Regions from separate parts of the Homo sapiens genome. Here region 1 is linked to region 2. The links are chromatin loops, found by intact Hi-C in ENCODE. Cell type or tissue: dorsolateral prefrontal cortex. All regions are shown on one strand. Links, peaks and the distances in the headings refer to the core of each region. The heading gives the core; the rest is flanking DNA.

What was found. Hi-C counts contacts between places; a loop is a spot of excess contacts. Peaks named below come from ENCODE experiments on the same cell type or tissue, not always from the same donor. Only the 100,000 strongest peaks of a DNase experiment are listed, where the experiment ranks them.
Region 1: it touches region 2 in a loop (7-fold over the local background); 2 of 110 quality-filtered maps call a loop at or near these places.

Annotation. Positions count from the first base shown.
Region 1 is chr4:57,179,345-57,186,365 of GRCh38, reverse strand. The region is part of intron 1 of IGFBP7-AS1 (IGFBP7 antisense RNA 1); the gene reads right to left. Among named protein-coding and RNA genes, the nearest start is that of IGFBP7, 72 kb to the right of the region's middle. In dorsolateral prefrontal cortex, for the core only: no CTCF peak of the experiment used is centred there; DNase peaks (open chromatin) are centred at 1,535 and 4,025; H3K27ac peaks cover 2,175 bases.
Region 2 is chr4:57,255,156-57,262,176 of GRCh38, reverse strand. No RefSeq gene overlaps it. Among named protein-coding and RNA genes, the nearest start is that of IGFBP7, 150 kb to the right of the region's middle. In dorsolateral prefrontal cortex, for the core only: no CTCF peak of the experiment used is centred there; no DNase peak of the experiment used is centred there; H3K27ac peaks cover 1,124 bases.

The sequences.
Region 1 (7,021 bases), core at 1,176-6,175, 76 kb after region 2:
ACAGTTTCATCCCAAAACCATCTCCCGCCCCTTCTGTGGAAAAAAAAACGTCTTCCATGAAACCAGTCCCTGGTGCCAAAAAGTTTAGGGATGGCTGCTGTGAAGCAACAGTTTTACTATACTGTAGTACAGTACTCTATTGCTTCTACCGAACCAATCAGCTGAACTAGATGAACAAGAACAACCAAACTGACCATTTTTTAACTCAACAGACCAGTAGACTTGTTGCATTTCAGTACTCTTGGAAAAACTGCTGTCTTATTTCCTATCTGCCTATGAAAGACTTTCTTTCTGGCCCACAAGAGTGTGTGAGGTGCCATTTACTCTGAGGTCAGGGACAAAGAAAAAAAAGAGAGAAAAGAAAGGCAAGTTCTATGGATGATGCACAGTGAGATGTGAGAATGTCTCTGACCTCACATACATTCCCCCTTCTCATCCCCTCATCCCTCACTCTATCCAAAATTGCCTGTTTTTCCCCTAAAGTTTTGCAACTTTAGGATGAAGCTTTTCTATATTCAAGCCACCTATTAAAATGCAAATATCTTCCCACGAGAATACCCTAACATCAGCTAACATTTTAGTAGGAATTGACTGACAGGACATAATATACAAACCATGCATGTGGGGAGAAACAGAATAGGTGTGTGGTAAGGGATGTTGAGGGCAGGCAGGAAGGAAACCCCCAGAGAGAAGGAGGATATGTAAGAGGCCTGAAGACATGCTTTAGGCCTTACACCAATCTTGTAAAACAAAGTCTATAAAAATCTACGGAAAGATCATTTTAAATTCAGGGCCAAATGCTTTTGATATTTCCTCTGCCTTTCCCTATAATGTGATATAAGATACCCCCAAAAGGAGATTTTCATGGTAACATATTGTTGACTGGGTAGGCTTCCCTGCAGACTGGCAGTAGAGACATACCTGCAAAATGGAGACTCCCCTCCCCAAAGGCAGTCTGATTGCCAGCAGAAGTTTGATCACACCCTCCCCAGCCCAGTTGGCTCTCAGAGGAATTATCATCACTTTCTGAATACACAAGATGATGAATGTGCCCAGCTCTTCCTGGGATGTAGGAGTGGGAGCCTGGCAGACAATTCTCTCCAGATTGAATAAATGCTGGGGGGCCCGGGGGAAGATCATTGTCCCCAGGAAGCATCCATCCCTCTTTAAGCAATGGCTGTGCACACCAACCTTGGATCCCAACTTCTGTAATATTTCTCTGTTATAAATTGGCAGGCACAGCATGTGGTCAAGGAGCCATTACAAGCCCTCTCAAACAATATTTTTTTTCCCAGAGACTTAATTTCTTAAAATGTGAGAGTGATTCTTCTGCGGAAAGTAGAACAGTGTCTTTTTGAGCCTGCCAGACAAAAACAAAACTAAACAAAACAAAAGGCAAAGTCTCTGAGAGGATAACAAGGCGAGCAGGCTTCCTTGTGTGCACCTGGAGGCCCTTCCTTCGGCGCTGTGGCTGCCTTAATGAGAACAGATGGCACCGTCGGGAGACGGGCTCGATATTATACGCCTCCCGTGTCCTCCTTCTGAAACCAGCTTTGAGCAGATCTTTTTTCACTGTGAATTGGCGCCGGTTGTTTAAGCGGTGGCCTAGCCATGTGCCAGAAAGCAGGATGTTCATACAGAAAGCAGGATGCTAATACATTCACAGCTGCCTCTTGCAGAACTCAAAGCCTTTTATAACGGAGCAGGTGAAGTCTTTGGAAGGCCCGCTTCAAGGATGGAGGAAGAGGCTGCCATGAGCAGCCCACAGAGAGTGACTCACCTAACCACTGTCAGAGAAGAAACCCCATCCCCCAGTCCCCACTCTGTGATTCTAGCTGCCTAATGCCGCCTCGTGGCTACAGCCCGAGACCCTCCCCGTGCAGGGTCCAGAAGGTGGGAAGGCAAAGATTCCACCTGGAGCTTAGGAAGGTCTGAAGGGGCTGAACCTGAATGTGGTAGCTCTGGCTGACCAGCCCCCATCCCCCAAGAGGTAGAAGTCACCACCTCTGTGCAGAAGCTGTTTCTCATCGCCTCATGCTTGGCCTCCTGATCTGGGGCAGACTCAGGTAAGCTCCCACAGCGGTATCCACAGAATGAAGGCAGAGAGATCTCAACAGTAGGAAACTCTGGCATTTTAAACTCTGCATTTCAACATAAGTTGTTTTGTTGTCATCATAATTACCAAATTTAAATTACCTCTATTTTCGGGTCTCAGGAAGCCATAAAGAGAGAAAGCAAAGATTTTCACGGTGAGAAACGAGAAATGATGAGGAGAAGAGGCAACCTGTGGAGCCGAGACTTAAAGAGGGAATATGTTTCTGGAGTCAGCTGCAGCCGAGGTGTCTAAAAATGAAAGAAGAAGGGGCACTCGGTGAGTGGACAACACAAATGGAAAAGGAGTGGAGTTTGGAAAACAATCTTCCAGTTCCACCGGAGGGAAGGCCCAGATGAAGTTATCCAGAGGAATTTTTGCGTGGTGGTCAGGTGCAGGATTCTAAAATGAGCATAGAAACTGGAATCATGTTGTGGGTTTGTGTGTGTGTGTGTGTGTGTGTGTGTGTGTGTTTGTTTGTTTGTTTTTTGAGATGGAGTCTTGCTCTTGTCGCCCAGGCTGGAATGCAGTGGCACGATCTCGGCTCACTGCAACCTCCACTTCCCAGGTTCAAGAGATTCTCTTGCCTCAGCCTCTCGACTGCAGGCGCCCGCCACCATGCCCAGCCCATGTTGTTTTGTGTGCCTGACAGCAGTGTTCACAAAGGATGGGATAACCACTCAGAACTCAAGATTTCTCCTGCATCTTTACAAAATAATAAAAGCCAAAACCAGGAGGCGTAGGAGAAAAGACAACAATAATTAACCAGTGTGCCCTTTCAAATCATTAATTGACTAACTTGACTATAATATATAACAGAACACCATAATCCATTACATATCATGTAGTAAAGGAATATTCAAAGATTTGTGAAATGCTTCTAATGCAGTTTGAGTGACAAAGCAAGTCACAAAGCAGAATATGAAGTATGATTCCTAATTTTGCTTTTAAAATGCACCTACATACAAACATGATAAAGAAATAAATACACGTACATTCCACAATGGTTGCATTGGGATGAGACAGTTATAGGTGATCTTTAACTTTCCTTTACATTTTTCTAAATTATATATCCTGCACCTTTTCTAAGCACAGAAAAAGAAATTAACATGTAATTTTACATTTCTAATATTTGTACAGGAAAGCCTCTCCAGTGAGCATTTCTGTGTGAAGGGACCCCAATAATCCCATGCATACCCATCCCCCAGCCTCATCCAGGGTGGAGCTCAGGCCCCACCTGCAGTATTATATCTTCATTCCCATTGTTCTTGAAAAATTAAGTCTCCTCAAGGGTTCTTAAAGCTTCTGTGGAGTTTTCAAAGGTTGAAATTATGCCTTAGTCCATAGTTCCATACCCCAACATCAATAACCGTGTCTGACACAAAATAACTGTTCAATAAATGTTCAAGGATTGGATAAACAACCAACCCCAAATTCCCCAAGTGAGATTATCACATTTATTGCTTAGCCCCTCCTGTGTTAATAAGATCAAGAGAAATGTCATAGCAGCAATACACAGTGCCGCTTTATTTCACTTCCTGTTTTTTGGGAGGTGCACTCGATCCCTGCATCGTGTGAATCATCACATCCACACCTACCCCATATCACTGAGCAAAGACATGATCGCCAAGTTAAAAAGTGCCATGTCATGGAACCCCTAGTGAACCTGGACTGATTCAAGGGTGAAACCATGTTGATTCTCTTGACCACTTGTACAATCTCATCCTCAGCCTTACGCTGGGCATGTGGGTCTGATCAAGGTTCTTGGCCCTGGGCATGTCTCCCCCGGGCACCATGCTTTACATAAAGTAGCAATTCAGAATCTCCATCAGGATCACCAGGAAGCCAAGCCATCCAGTCTAATGAACGCTGACAAAGGGCCAGGCCCTGGGAAGACAAAGAGGAATGCTTACTGCCACATAGCTCTGCCAACCACTGGACATGTGACGGAAGGACACTGGCAGGATGCCCAACAGCTGCTACTGGGTGAGCTGATATGAGTGAACCAAGAAAAGCATGGTCAAGCAGAGCCCACCAACTGATGTTACCACTGAAAATCCCCACACCCTCAGGCCCACTAATGCTATTCCAAGAAATTTATTCTACAGAAACACTTCCACATGTGCACAAAGGGATATGTAAACGTATACTGATCACAACAGTGTTTGTTTTAGCAAAAAAAAAAAAAAAAAAGAATCACAAACAACTTATATGTCAAGTAATAGACTAAATATATTATGAAATAGTATTCAGGTGTGAAAAGAATAGCTAAACCTCATCTAGCACTCATATAGCATATGTTGCAGGCTCTGTTGTAAATGTGTTACATGCGTTAACTCAGTCCTCCTAGCATCCTATGAGGTAGGTTACCGATATTAACCCCACTTTACAGGCGAAGAAACTGAGGCATGGAGCCATTAAGTCAGTTTCCCAGGATCACGCAGCTAATAAGTGATGGATCCAGGATTCAGGACGGAGGTTGAATGGATCTAAACTCCACACCATTAACCACACATCATAAAATACCAAACGGAGCAGGACCTGAAGTCAGGTGTGTGTCTAGTGCAACACATGTCCACCAGCAATAATGAGATCAGTTTTAATATACTGGTATAGAAAGATAAACCCAAGGTATTGTGAAGTGGAAAAAGTGAACTGCAAAACAGCACACACATTCCCATTTTTACTTTTTAAAAATCTTGACAAAAATAAATGCTTAGACAAGAAACATCCAAAGGTGCTCCCCAGACTGCTGAAAGTGGTCTCCTCTGGAAAGGGACTGGAAAAGGAGTTAGAGAGGTTAGGGAAGCATCCTAATTGATCTCTGACTTTTCTACATTATTTGAATTTTATGAACATACATTCCTTCAGCAATTTTGAAAAGAGAAGAAAATTAACAAAGAAAAAAGCATAGCCCAGAGAAGGTAGATCAAGCAGAATGTGTGGGTAAGGCCAATTTAGGGGATCCAACCTCTGATATACGGGTTTCCTTCACACACAAAAAGCAGACTCACAAAGTACACAACCTAAGTACCTGGGCCCCAGGTAGACGTGTTACGGGTCATCCGTGTGACTGGTGACATATCCCATTTCAGTTCCAGCTTGCCCAGCAGTTACTTGGCGTAAAGAACAGTATGATTTTGTAGAAGGGCTTGGGGTTAGCAGTCAGAAGGTCTAGGTTAGAATTCCAGCCCTACCTCTCACAAGCTATATAACTTTGGGCCACTCAGCTCTTTGGGCCTCAGTTTTGTCTTCTGTAAGATATACATAGTAACATCTACCTCACAGTGTTGTTCTGAGATTAAATGAGAAGACATGCCAGTGTCAAGCTCAGTAGCTGTCACTTCACAGGCATGCAATTGATGTGAGCTAAAAATGACTCCAATTCAATGTTCTTGGGGTCTCCTGACCCCAATCCAGTGTTCTTTCCATTAACCCACATTGTCCTCCTCTCTGCTCATTGTCTGTGCTTGGACTGGAAGAGGCAAAGATGGGTTAGCCACTACAGAATGGGAGAAAATTTTTACAACCTACCCATCTGACAAAAGGCTAATACCCAGAATCTACAAAGAACTTACACAAATTTACAAGAAAAAATCAAACAACCCCATCAAAAAGTGGGCAAAGGATATGAACAGACACTTCTCAAAAGAAGACATTTATGCAGCCAACAGACACATGAAAAAATGCTCACTATCACAGGCCATCAGAGAAATGCAAATCAAAAGCACAATGAAATACCATCTCACACCAGTTAGAATGGCAATCTTTAAAAAGTCAGGAAACAACAGGTGCTGGAGAAGACATGGAGAAATAGGAATGCTTTTACACTGTTGGCGGGACTGTAAACTAGTTCAACCATTGTGGAAGTCAGTGTGGCGATTCCTCAAGGATCTAGAACTAGAAATACCATTTGACCCAGCCATCCCATTACTGGGTATATATCCAAAGGATTATAAATCATGCTGCTATAAAGACACATGTAAACGTATGTTTATTGCGGCACTATTCACAATAGCAAAGACTTGGAACCAACCCAAATGTCCAACAATGATAGACTGGATTAAGAAAATGTGGCACATATACACCATGGAATACTATGCAGCCATAAAAAGGGATGCGTTCATGTCCTTTGTAGGGACATGGATGAAGCTGGAAACCATCATTCTGGGCAAACTATCGCAAGGACAGAAAGCGAAACACTGCATATTCTCACTCATAGGTGGGAATTGAACAATGAGAACACGTGGACACAGGGTGGGGAACATCACACACTGGGGCCTGTCATGGGGTGGGGGGAAGGGGGAGGGATAGCATTAGGAGATATACCTAATGTAAATGACGAGTTAACGGGTGCAGCACACCAACATGGCACATGTATACATATGTAACGAACCTGCACGTTGTGCACATGTACCTTAGAACTTAAAGTATAATAATAATAATAAATAATTTAAAAAAAAAGATGGGTTAGCCAGATCACATCCATGTGGGGCCATGTTCAAAATGCCCTTGAATTTGTGCTCCTCCGACCTCTAACCCGTGATTACCGGGAAGCTTTTTCTTGAAAGAAGCTGCAAGCACTGGGAAATTCTGTTCCCAGGCTGAGGAATACATTTCAGAAAACTCAGTGGTTAATACTGTGCCCAACCAGGGCACCTCCTGACCAAGTTTTTGCAGTTGTCCCACTATGCCATGTGGCTTCGTTGTATGATATTGATGGAGTCCCTTAATCTTCCACCTCAATTTTCTCATCTGCAAAAATGAGGATGGTAAATAATCTGTGCCTGCTTTCTAACAAGGTTGTTGAGAGGATCAAATGATAGAGATAAACATCTATGACAGTTGACTAATTGTTCACCACTATCCATTCTTCTCTTCTTCCCCTTGGCAATAACACCCCAAACTCTAGCTAAACATACCCCGCTC
Region 2 (7,021 bases), core at 656-5,655:
CAGTAAGACACTCCACGAGAACATCATCCCCAAGACACATAATCATCAGATTCTCCAAGGTCAAAATGAAAGGAAAAATGTAGCTAGAGAGAAAGGCCAGGTCACCTACAAAGGGAAGCCTATCAGACAAATAGTGGACCTCTCAACAGAAAGCTTATAAGCCAAAGGAGATTGGGACCCAATATTCAGCATTCTTAAAGAAATGAAATTCCAACCAAGAATTTCATATCCAGCCAAATTAAGCTTCATAAGCAGAGAAATAAGATCCTTTATATCCTGAGGGAATTTGTTACAAGATCTGCCTTACAGGAGCTCCCAAAGGAAACACTAAATGTGGAAAGAAAAGGCTGTTACCAACCACTACAAAAACACACTGAAGTACACAGACCAGTGACACTATAAAGCAACCACATACAGTGTTTGGTTTTTTGTCCTTGCGATAGTTTGCTGAGAATGATGGTTTCCAGTTTCATCCATGTCCCTACAAAGGACATGAACTCATCATTTTTTATGGCTGCATAGTATTCCATGGTATATATGTGCAACATTTTCTTAATCCAGTCTATCATTGTTGGACATTTGGGTTGGTTCCAAGCCTTTGCTATTGTGAATAGTGCCACAATAAACATACGTGTGCATGTGTCTTTATAGCAGCATGATTTCTCACTCATAGGTGGGAATTGAACAATGAGAACACATGGACACAGGAAGGGGAACATCACACACTGGGGACTGTTGTGGGGTTGGGGGAGCGGGGAGGGATAGCATTAGGAGATATGCCTAATGCTAAATGATGACTTAATGGGTGCAGCACACCAACATGGCACATGTATACATATGTAGCAAACCTGCACATTGTGCACATGTACCCTAAAACTGCAAGTATAATAATAATAAAATTTTAAAAAAAGCAACCACATAAAAACTGCAAAATAACCAGCTAAGATTATGATGACAGGATAAAATCCACACATATCAATATTAACCTTAAAGGTAAATGGGCTAACTGCCCCACTTAAAAGACACAGAGTAGCAAGCTAGATAAAGAACCAAGACCCATTGGCCTGCTGTCTTCAAGAGACCTATCCCACATTCAGTGACACACATAGGCTCAAAATAAAGGGATGGAGGAAAATCTGTCAAGCAAATGGAAAACAGAAAAAAAGCAAGGATTGCAATCCTAGTTTCTCACAAAACAGACTTTAAACCAACAAAGATCAAAAAAGACAAAAAAGGACATTGTATAAGAGTAAAGGGTTCAATTCAACAAGAAGATCTAAATATGCTAAATATATATACACCCAACACAGGAGCACCCAGATTCAAAAAGCAAGTTCTAAGAGACCTTCAAAGAGACTTAGACTCCCGCATAATAATAGTGGGAGACTTTAACAGCCCACTGACAATCTTAGACAGATCACTGAGACAGAAAATTAACAAAGATATTCAAGACCTGAACTCAGCCCTAGACCAAATGGACCTGATAGATATCTAGAGATCTCCTCACCCCAAAACAACAGAATATACTTTCTTTGCATCACCACATTGCACTTACTCTAAAATTGATCACATAATCAACGGTAAAATTTTCCTCAGCAAATGCAAAAGAATTGTAATCATAACAGTCTCTCAGACCACAGCATAACCAAATTAGGACTCAAGATTAAGAAGTTTACTCAAAACCATACAATTACATGTAAATTGAATAACTTGCTCCTGAATGACTTTTGGGTAAATAATGAAATTAGGGCAGAAATCAAGAAGTTCTTTGAAACCAGTGAGAACAAAGAGACAACATACCAGAATCTCTGGGACGCAGATTAGGCAGTGTTAAGAGGGAAATTTATAGCACTAAACATCCACATCAAAAAATTAGAAAGATCTCAAGTTAGCAACCTAACATCACAACTAAAAGAACTAGAGAACCAAGAACAAATAAATCCCAAAGCTAGCAGAAGACAATAAATAACCAAAATCAGAGCAGAACTGAAGGAGACAGAGACATGAAAAATCATTCAAAAAAATCAACAAATCCAGGAGCTGGTTTTTTGAAAAAATTAATAAAATAGATAGACCTCTACATACACTAATAAAGAAGAAAAAGAGAAGATCCAAATAAACCCAATCAGAAATGATACAGGAGATATTACCACCAACCCCACAGAAATACAAGCACTCATCAGAGAATATTATAAACACCTCTATGCACATAAACTAGAAAATCTAAAAGAAATTAATATATTCCTGGACACATACACCCTCCCAAGACTGAACCAGAAAGAAATTGAATCCTTGAGCAGACTGAAAATGAGTTCTGAAATTGAGGCAGTAATAAATTGCCTACCAACCGAAAAAAGCCTAGGACCAGATGAATTCACAGCTGAATTCCACCAGAGGTACAAAGAAGAGATGGTACCATTCCTACTGAAACTATTCCAAAAAATTGAAAAGGAGGGACCCCTCCCTACCGCACTCTATGAGACCAGTATCATCCTGATACAAAAACCTAGCAGAGATACAAAAAATAATAATAATAAAATAAAAAAATAAAAAACTTCAGGCAATGTCAGTGCAAAAATCCTTAACAAAATATGGGCAAACTTAATCCAGCAGCACATCGAAAAGCTTATTCACCATGATGCAGTAGGCTTCATGCTTGGCATGCAAAGTTAGTTCAACATAGTGAATCAATAAATGTGATTCATCACACAAACAGAACTAAAAACAAAAACCACATTATCATCTAGTAGATGCAGAAAAGACTTTTGATAAAATTCAACATCCCTTCATGTTAAAAACTCTCAATAAACTAGATATTGAGGGAACACACCTCAAAATAATAAGAGCCATCCATGACAAACCCACAGCCAACAACATACTAAATGGGCAAAAGCTGGAAGCATTCCCCTTGAAAAACGGCACAAGACAAAGACGCTCTGTCTCACCACTCCTATTCAACATAGTATTGGAAGTCCTGGTCAGAGCAATCAGGCAAGAGAAAGAAATAAAAGGCATCCAAATAGGAAGAGGGAAAGTCAAACTATCCCTGTTTGCAGATGACATGATCCTATATCTAGAAAACCCCATTCTCTCAGCCCAGAAGCTTCTTAAGCTGATAAACAATGTCAGCAAAGTCTCAGGATACAAAATCAATGTGCAAAAATCGCTAGCATTCCTATACACCAACAACAGGTAAGCCAAGAGCCAAATCACAAAAGTGCCACAAAAAGAATAAAATACCTAGGAATACAGCTAACTAGGGATGTGAAAGATCTCTTCAAGCTGAACTACAAACCACTGTTCAAAGAAATTAGAAATGACACAAACAAATGGAAAAACATTCCACGCTCATGGCTAGAAAGAATCAATATTGTTAAAATGGCCACATTGCCCAAAACAATTTATAGATTCAATGCTATTCCCATTAAACTACCATTGATATTCTTCACAGCACCAGAAAAACTATTTTAAAATTCATGTGAAACCAAGAAAGAGCCCAAATAGTCAAGACAACCCTAAGCAAAAAGAACAAAGCTAGAGGCATCATGCTACCCAACTTCAAACTATACTACAGGACTACAGTAACCAAAACAGCATGCTACTGGTAAAAGAACAGACACATAGACCAATGAACAGAATAGAGAACCTAGATATAAGACCACACACCTACAACTATCTGATCTTCGACAAACCTGACAAAAACAAGTAATGGGGAAAGGAGTCCCTGTTCAATAAACAGTGTTGGGATAACTGGCTAGCCATATACAGAAGATTGAAACTCGACACCTTCCTTACACTATATACAAAAATTAACTCAAGATAAATTAAAGACTTAAATGTAAAACACAAAACTATAAAAACCCTGGAGGATAATCTATATAATACCACTCAGGACATAGGCACGGGCAAAGATTTCATGACCAAGATGCCAAAAGCAATTGCAATAAAAGCAAAAATTGACAAATGGAATCTAATTAAACTAAAGAGCTTCTGCACAGCAAAAGAAACTATCAACAGAGTAAACCAACAAGCTACAGAATGGGAGAAAAAATTTTCATAACTATGCATCTGACAAAGATCTAATATCTAGCATCTATAAGGAACTTAAACAAATTTACAAGAAAAAGCCAACAATGCTATTAAAAAGTGGGCAAAGGACATGCACAGACACTTCTCAAAAGAGGGCATACATGCAGCCAACAATCATATGAAACCACTCAATATCACTGTTCATTACAGAAATGCAAATCAAAATCACAACAAGATACCATCTCACACCAGTCAGAATGGCATTATTATTATTATTTTGAGACAAGGTCTTACTCTGTCACTCAGGCTGGAGTACAGTGGCACCATCTCAGCTCATTGCAACCTCCATCTCCCAGGCTCAGGTGATTCTCCTGCCTCAGCCTCCTGAGTAGCTGGGACTATTGGCACGTACCACCATGCCGAGCTAATTTTTGTATTTTTTGGTAGAAACAGGGTTTCATCATGTTGGCCAGGATGATCTCGAACTCCTGACCTCAGATAATCCACCTGCCTCAGCCTCCCAAAGCACTGGATTACAAGTGTGAGCCACCGTGCCCAGCCAGAATGGCTATTATTGCAAACTCAAAAAATAACAGATGTTGGCAAGGTTGTGGAGAAAAAGGAATGCATATAAACTGTTGATGGGAGTGTAAATTAGTTGAACCATTGTGAAAGACAGTGTGGCAATTCCTCAAAGCCCTAAAGACAGAAATACTATCTGACCCAGAAATTGCATTACTGGCTATATACGTAAAGGAATATAAATCATTTTATTATAAAGACACATGAATGCATATGTTCATTGCAGCACTATTCACAATAGCAAAGACATGGAATCAATCTAAAAGTCCATCAATGGTAGACTGGAAAAAAAAATGTAATACATATACACCATGGAATATTATACAGCCATAAAAAAGAAAAAGATCATGTTCTTTGCAGGAACATGGATGGAGCTGGAGGTCACTATCCGTAGTAAACTAACACAGGAACAGAAAACCAAATACAGCATGTTCTCACTTATAAGTGGGAGCTAAATAATGAGAACACATGGACACATAAAGAGGAACAATACACACTGGGGCCTATCAGAGGTAGACGGTGGTAGGAAAGAGAGGATCAGGAAAAATAACTACTGAGTACTAGGCTTAATACCGAGGTGACAAAATAATCTGCACAACAAACCCCCTGATACACACATTTACCTATGTAACAAACCTGCACATGTACCCCTGAATATAAAATAAAAGTTTTTTTTTTTTTAGCAAAAGGATGTTAAGAGGTAATGTTTAGTATAAACCTTTTCATTCTAGAGAAACTAGGTCCCAAAGTGGACTGCCCAAAGTCAAAATCAAGTCATACCATCCGTGCAATTTTTATTAATGTGTATAACAATAAATAGTAAATTCTTTAAAAAAAAACATAGTGCATTGCACATTATAAAAGCATGCACTCATTCCCGAAACTTATATTTTGATTGCATGTGTCTTTGTATGTATGTGTGTATCAAGTAGTAAGGTAAAATGTACTTCTTACTGATGGTCATCGTCAAAAGGTCTCCTAGATTAAAGTCTTTCTCTCTCTCTCTCTCTCTCTCTCTCTCTCTCACTGTCTCTCTTAACTCTCTTACTCTCTCTTCCCCTCCACTCTACCCCATGTGCTTTTATAAGGGAAAATCAAAAGGGAAGATTTATCTATTATAAATATATACATATACACACAAATTCATGAAAATGTTAGCACATACCAAGCTTAGAAAATGTCTATGAAGCCAAGCCATTAAGTAAAGTTGCTCGGGCTGACAATCATGGCTATGTATCTCACACTGAAGAGGGCTGGGAATGCTGCTTAGGCCAACTGCCTTCTAAACTACCCCACTGGCCCTCACCAGAGAAGCTGCTGGCTTCTCTCCTTTCTAAACCAAGCTCCTGCTGAGATTGCATTCCGTGCTCCTCATCAGTCCATGAACAGTGCTGAGTGGAGGCTACCATGGGTTGATTCATTCACTATATCTTATACATTGATCTTACTTCATCCTAAAAACATCCTGGAATATCATCATTTCCACTGAATGGATAATGAAACCGAGGCTCAGGAACGTAATACACTGTACCCAATTTCTTACAGTTGGGAAGGAAGTGTTGGAGCCAGGAGGGAAAGCCACGTCTTCTGACTCTGAAACCCAGGCTCTTTCCACCACACTAGAAGTCTTAGTTCAGTCTTCTGAGCTGAAGATGGGTGTGCAGAAGATTACTGGAAGAGCCTTTGGCCTCAGTAGTGGTGAGGGAGGAAAGAAATGTAGACAGGCAGTCGGATCCCAGGATCCCGCATAGTGCTCTGGAGCTGAGATGGTCTTGCAGAGTTGTCCAGCCTTAAGGCAAAGGGGCCTGGCCTTTATACTCCCATCTGCCCCTGGGCAAGTGTTTAGATTCTGGATGCCCCAGGAACAGGATGTGGCCTTACGTGATTTGGCTCTTCTCTGCTGAGGACAATGACCAGAGAAGAACTCAGCTGAGAGTCGCCAGCTGCCAACACTCCCAAGAGCTGGAGAAATGAGCATCTCAGTCCCTCAAGGAGATCTTGGCAGAGTCCTACAGCATCTATCACATCACCAGCACAGGTTTTCCCTTAGAAATCTACTCCACATTTGCCATGCCCAGCTCCGACAAGTTGAATGCTATGCAGGTTGAAAAAAAATCGCTGCCTGTTTCAGCTCTACCACTTTCTGGGTAATCTCAATTTGGCAACTTGATGTCTCTGTGCTTCAGTCTCCTCATCTCAAAAAATAAAAATAATAAACATATCATGGGATTTTCCAGAATGAACATTGTTCATGGTACATAAGCACCTAGAAAATGTTTCTTGTTAAAATTGTTGTTACACTTTTGCTTTGCTTCCTGATTGACCAGCCTCTTTCCTTGAATAAAAAGTGCTTTCAAGTTAGATGCCAGTGAGCATCAGTTGTAGAAATGTCCAAATCTCCCAAGAGCCT